Linked DNA regions of Homo sapiens: region 2 is linked to region 1. Evidence: read pairs that join two places in POLR2A ChIA-PET (ENCODE). Cell type or tissue: GM12878. All regions are shown on one strand. Each heading gives the region's core, and the rest is flanking DNA. Links, peaks and the distances in the headings are about the cores only. Region 1 overlaps UBE2H (ubiquitin conjugating enzyme E2 H). Region 2 overlaps NRF1 (nuclear respiratory factor 1).

Region 1 (2,918 bases), core at 320-2,819:
ATAATAAAACAATTAATTTGAACTCAACTTCAGTGACAAAAAGCCCATTTCTCCACCTGTTTTGAGGGCACACAGGTGGAGAGCTGAAGCAACCCACCAGACTTCCTGCAGTGCTGTGGCTCAGGCCCAACTGGCCACAGGGCTCACAATGCTGCACCTAGTTTACTGAAGGCTAACTAGCTGCAATTAAGATAATATAACCCGCCACCAAATACTAAAAGGTATATTAAAGAATTCATACAATTACTTGACTGAGAGGGTCTCATGTGTGGAGAAAATATATAAAAAGTCTAAGCTCAGCAGATTCACATATCTTCTCATATTAGCCCATGGGGATCTTTAAAAGATAAAGTCTTAATGAAGAGGGCCATGCAGGCAACAAAACAAAACAAAATAAAAAAACAGAAACAGGTGAAAACACCTCCGAAAAGAAGTGGGATGCTTAAAAAACACACCAAACTCTTCCCTCCTCCCACCTCTCAAAAAAGGTGGCTGGGTGCAGTGGCCCATGACTGTAATCCTAGCACTTTGGGAGGCCCAGGTGGGCAGATCACTTGAGCCCAGGGGTTCGAGACCAGCCTGGACAACATAGTGACACCCCCATCTCTAGTATAAATAAAAAATTAGCCTGATGTGGTGGTGCATGCCTGTAGTCTCTGCTATTTGAGAGGCTGAGACAGGAGGATCACTTGAGCCCAGAAGGTTGAGGCTGCAGTGAGCCACGCTGCACTCCAGCCTGGGTGACAGGGCAAGACCTTGTCTCAAAAAAAAAGAAAAAAATAACAATTAGTAGGAATTCAAACACTCAAAGAATGTTTGCAACATACATGATAAATACATTTAAATCTCAGTAGTAGCATTTTGGTTTTTAAGTATTCAAAGCTAGAAACAGGTGTTCCTGTGCTGTGTGGGAAAGGGCAATATGAAAGATGCAGGGCGCTGGCCTGGCGTGGTGGCACACGCCTGTAATCCCAGTACTTTGGGAGGCCGAGGCAGGTGGATCATGAGGTCAGGAGTTCAAGACCAGCATGGCCAAGATGGTGAAATGCTATCTCTACTAAAACCACAAAATTAGCCAGGTGCGGTGGCAGGCGCCTGTAATCCCAGCTACTTGGGAGGCTGAGGCAGGAGAACTGCTTGAACCCAGGTGGCAGAGGTTACAGTGAGCCGAGATTGCGCCACTGCACTCCAGCCTGGGCGACAGAGTAAGACTCTGTCTCAAAAAAGAAAGAGAGAGAGAGAGAAAGAGAGAGAGAGGGAAGGGGGATGGGGGGAGGGACAGAGAGAGAGAAAGGAGAGAGAGAGAAAGAAAGAAAGAAGAGAAAAGAGAAGAGAAAAGATAGATGGACAGATGGATGCAGGGTGCTGAAACTGGGAAAACCAGCCACATTCTGCTCAGGGCCAGGCTACCAGGCCACCAAACTGAGGTGTGTAGTTACAGGACATAGACTGTTTTTAAAGCATTCCAAACCCGCTTAAAAGGTAATTTCCCATTCATTGCCTAATTGTAGCCCCTTTCCCCCCAACATATTTAAACTTCAGAGAGTTGCAGAAGAAAATAAGTGCTACTGCATAGATCACAATGAAGAAAACAAGCTCTTGTTCATCAAAAACACTGCTCTTGTTGCATTGTCAATCTCAAAACAATTCTCGTCTATTTGGGTGTTTTTTAGAGGTAATTCATCCTCGTTCAAACCTTATAACCCTGCTTACCTTAAGAGCTTGTAAGCTAAAACATGGTAATAGGATTTGTTATTAACCTTCCAGAAATGAGGGCAGTTAATGTGTAATTAGCTAGCTGGATAGTCTTGCTGTCATACTAAAACTCGCTATTCAAGCTTGTAATTACTAGACAATAATTTAGTTGTTAATATCAGAAAAGAATAACAAGAGGTAACTTCCTGCAATTACAAGCCAAGTGTCCATACGCTGGGAAGACTTTATAACTCAGTAATCGTAAGTGAATGAAGATAAAACAAATCAAGGTTACATTTACATATAATCAAGAATGAAACAAGCCCTAAAATCAGAGCCCCTACGAAAGTAGAGCATAGCTGTGGCTGTCTTTCAGAGCCATACCCTGGCTGGCTCATGTCCCACGATCCAAAAAGCCTGGACCACCCCATGGTTTTAAAGCTGACCACCAGTGAGTGTGGTATTTTTAATGAATGTCCACTAAGTTGTTCAAAGCCAGCAAGACTCCATTTTTATGTATATAACTAGTTAGACTCCTGAGCCACATACACCTCATCTGAAGATTTCCAAGCAGACAGATAAAGAAGGTTGGTTACGGAGCTAGCTAAGCACTGTTGAAGCGCAAATCCACAACTGAGCACATTTCTTTATTATGTACAACAGGTGACATTATCCCAATAGTACTGGACAGAATTGCTCTACTTGGCCTCTATCTACAAATAATGACATCCAGCTGTTCCAAAGGCAGGATGACGTTTGTGATTCAACATGGACAGATCAATACTGAAGTTCTCAAGCTGTTCAAATAGTAGTTGGCCAATTAATCATCCATGAAGACACATACATGTATTTCTTATCTGTGTAGTTACACTAAAATGTTTAGGAAACAGCATGCACTAATCCAGCATAAAGCATTATTTTAAGATATACCTTCTGCCAAAATCTGAATTATTTGGGAAGATTCACAGACTATCTAACTGAAAAGGGGATGGGATAAGTGTTAAATTTGTATTTTAAATTTCTAAATGCCTGGTAAAATAAATTTTAGGTGCCTGTAGTCCCAGCTACTCGGGAGGCTGAGGCAGGAGAATGGCGTGAACCCGGGAGGCGGAGCTCGCAGTGAACTGAGATCGTGCCACTGCACTCCAGCCTGGGCGACAGAGCGAGACTCCGTCTCAAAAAAAAAAAAAAATTTGTATCTCTTGCCTAATCTCAAAGTCCTT
Region 2 (2,918 bases), core at 146-2,645, 240 kb before region 1:
ACAAGAGCGAGACTTCATCTAAAAAAACAAAAACAAAAACTCTACTTAATCTTTTGGCCCATCCTTATTTGAAGTCCTTTAATTTCCTCACACAGCCTCAAACTCGACATATAGGAGGGAAAATGACTTTTTGCTTAGTAGTCAGTGGTCATAGTCTCCTGTAACAAAGAAAAGTTCTTATCCCCAAGTCGGCAATTTTTGTGGAAATAGTTCTCTTTTTCTTTTTCTTTTCTTAGACGGAGTCTCACTCTGTCACCCAGGCTGGAGTGCAGTGGTGCGATCTCGGCTCACTGCAACATCTGCCTCCTGGGTTCAAGCGATTCTTCGGCCTCAGCCTCCCGAGTAGCTGGGATTACAGGCGTGGGCCACCATGCCCGGCTAATTTTTGTATTTTTAGTAGAGACGGGGTTTTGGCGTGTTGGCCAGGCTGGTCTCGAACTTCTGACCTAAGGTGATCTGCTGGGCTTGGCCTCCGAAAGTGCTGGGATTACAGGCATGAGCCAATGCGCCTGGCCCAATAATTTTCTTATAAAAATATGTATTTGTGTGTGTGTGTGTGTGTGTGTACATACATATATATAATTTTTTTTTTTAAGTTAGAGATGGGGATCTTGCTATGTTGCCTAAGCTGGCCTTGAACTCCTGGGCTCAAGGAATGCACCCACCTCAGCCTCCCCAGTAGCTGAGACTATAGGCAAGTGCCACCGTGCTGGCAGTGGCTTCATAACATGTTTCAAGGAAATTTAGCTCCTGTGTTAAGAGAAGGAGCTATAGAAGTAGAAGATAATGAGGGCCCTTGTCCAGATATAGAAGGTTTAAAGGAGAAAGGATTTCAGGTTTCCTTCTGAATTCCTGTGTATGTCGTTAGGACCCCAAATTGTAGGTTTTTTGTTTTATTAAACGATAATTATGCACTTGTCTAATTTTGTTAGGGAACCGAAGGCCAACTTCCCATGATTTAAATACCTGAATTTGCATTGCCTGCACACTGTAGGTTCAACCAAATCTCTGGGTTGTCTTTAGAAGCATTTTATGTAAATAATCACGAATGAGTGACTTGTTTTAAGGGAAATTTAAGCTCCTGTGGTCTGGGATTAAATTTTTATGCCTTTTCTTGTATGGAATAAGGCATTCAGTAAAGTTGAAGAATAATAACAATGAACAGTAATTACTGAAATTAAAATTTTTCCCTGAGTATTTGAAAAGGCATGCTGATTTTTTGGTTTCTGGAGGAACTATGAACTGTCAGTCTTTAGAAACAGTCTACAGTCCTACCTCAACAGGAAGTTAATGTATACATTCAGCTTCTGTCAGATGTCTTTAGACAAGCCTGTTGCTTCATGCTGAAGCAGGCTTATTCATTCACACAGTGCCACTGTGAAAAATTGAAGGGTGAGGGGAAACTCCCTGGGCTGTTGAATTTCACAAATGTCTACTTTAACCTCAAGAGTTTAGATGCGCCCTTTCTGGGCCAGTAATCATCTAGGAAATGGGATATCTGAATTTAGATGTTTGTGTGTGACTGTGTGATGCTTATTAATATGTATATATAGAGTATTTGGAAAATCAATCTTAAAATGCAAATCTTTGATTTTGTAAAAAACATTTCAGGAAATGTTCTATACTAAAATACATTTTCTTTATGTTCTTTCATGTTTTCCTTGATAGCTAAAGCTAGTGTTTTCAGCCTGAGCTTACCCAAATATAATTTTCCATGAATGCTTAGTAAAACAGCAATGAAAAAGGAATCCACTTGTTATTTTAGAAACATTTTATTTAGACCAAGTCCAATGTTTTTTGAGTCTCAAGATACATGTTAATTTTTGTGCCTTGTGTATCATATTTCCTTCCTTATTAACTAGAGGGTGGATTACCCACTTTCTTGGGTTTTCAGTTAGTACTTTTATCCATCAGTTTTCTACTAAGGTAAACAGACTGGAAGATAAATAGTAAAAGGAGGTGAAACAAATGAATTTCAGGTGTTTCCAGGAGATTAAAACCATATTGAGCTATTGGAAACTTTTAATCCTCAAGCAACAACAATGCTTTGTTTGAAGTTATTTTAGTGCAATATGGACAAAACTTGGGAAAGGAATTTTTGACTGCTCAAGAAAAATAAGTGGATTGCTTATACCTTAGAATATATATATATACACACACACATATATATATTTTTTATTTTTTCAAAAGTGCACTTCAGAATTGGGCTAATGTATTTTCAGCCCAACTTAATGCAGTGTAGTTAGCAAAACATCCAAAAGGCTTCATCATGTTGTGGTCTTTAGGCCTAAAATGTTTTAAAATGTGAACATTTATGTGATACCAAGTAAACTTTCTATGACCCAAAGAAGGGCTAGAAATAAAACTTTACAGAGATGTTCTAGTATATTAGAAAACAATGGCTGGTTATGGTGGTTCATGCCTATAATCCCAGCACTTTGGGAGGCCAAGGCAGGAAGATTGCTTGAGGCTAGGAATTCTAGACCAGCCTGGGCAATGTAGTGACATCCTGTCTTTACAGAATATTTAAAAAAACAAAAAAACGAAAAACTAGCTGGGTATGGTGGCATATGCCTATAGTTTGAGCTATTCAGGAGGCTGAGGCAGGAGGATCACTTGAACTTAGGAGTTTGAGGTTGCAGTGAGCATAATCATGCCATTGTGTTCCTGCCTGGGCGACAGTGCGACCGTGTTTCTTAAAAAAAACTAGTTGCTGTTAAGGTAGGCCTACCACATTTGTAATCTCTTGAGGCAAATCTGTGTTGTTTCTCTAAGAGCAGTCACTTAGAAGATAATCTGACAGTAAGGAATGGTCTACTGAATCCCAGATCTGGTAGTCTGCCTTGCCCAATCACAACATAGTTTGTGTAAAACTCCAACTGCTACTGAACCATCAGATAATTTCTTGAGGAAGCCGT

The links. Peaks named below come from ENCODE experiments on the same cell type or tissue, not always from the same donor. Only the 100,000 strongest peaks of a DNase experiment are listed, where the experiment ranks them.
Region 2: POLR2A ChIA-PET joins it to region 1 with 5 read pairs; 3 of 35 experiments call an interaction of 5 or more read pairs at or near these places.

What each region holds. Positions count from the first base shown.
Region 1 is chr7:129,849,595-129,852,512 of GRCh38, forward strand. The region is part of intron 5 of UBE2H (ubiquitin conjugating enzyme E2 H); the gene reads right to left. Among named protein-coding and RNA genes, the nearest start is that of MIR183, 76 kb to the left of the region's middle. In GM12878, for the core only: no CTCF peak of the experiment used is centred there; no DNase peak of the experiment used is centred there.
Region 2 is chr7:129,613,901-129,616,818 of GRCh38, forward strand. The region is part of intron 1 of NRF1 (nuclear respiratory factor 1); the gene reads left to right. Among named protein-coding and RNA genes, the nearest start is that of NRF1, 3.6 kb to the left of the region's middle. In GM12878, for the core only: no CTCF peak of the experiment used is centred there; a DNase peak (open chromatin) is centred at 1,401; H3K4me3 peaks cover 1,460 bases; H3K27ac peaks cover 1,512 bases.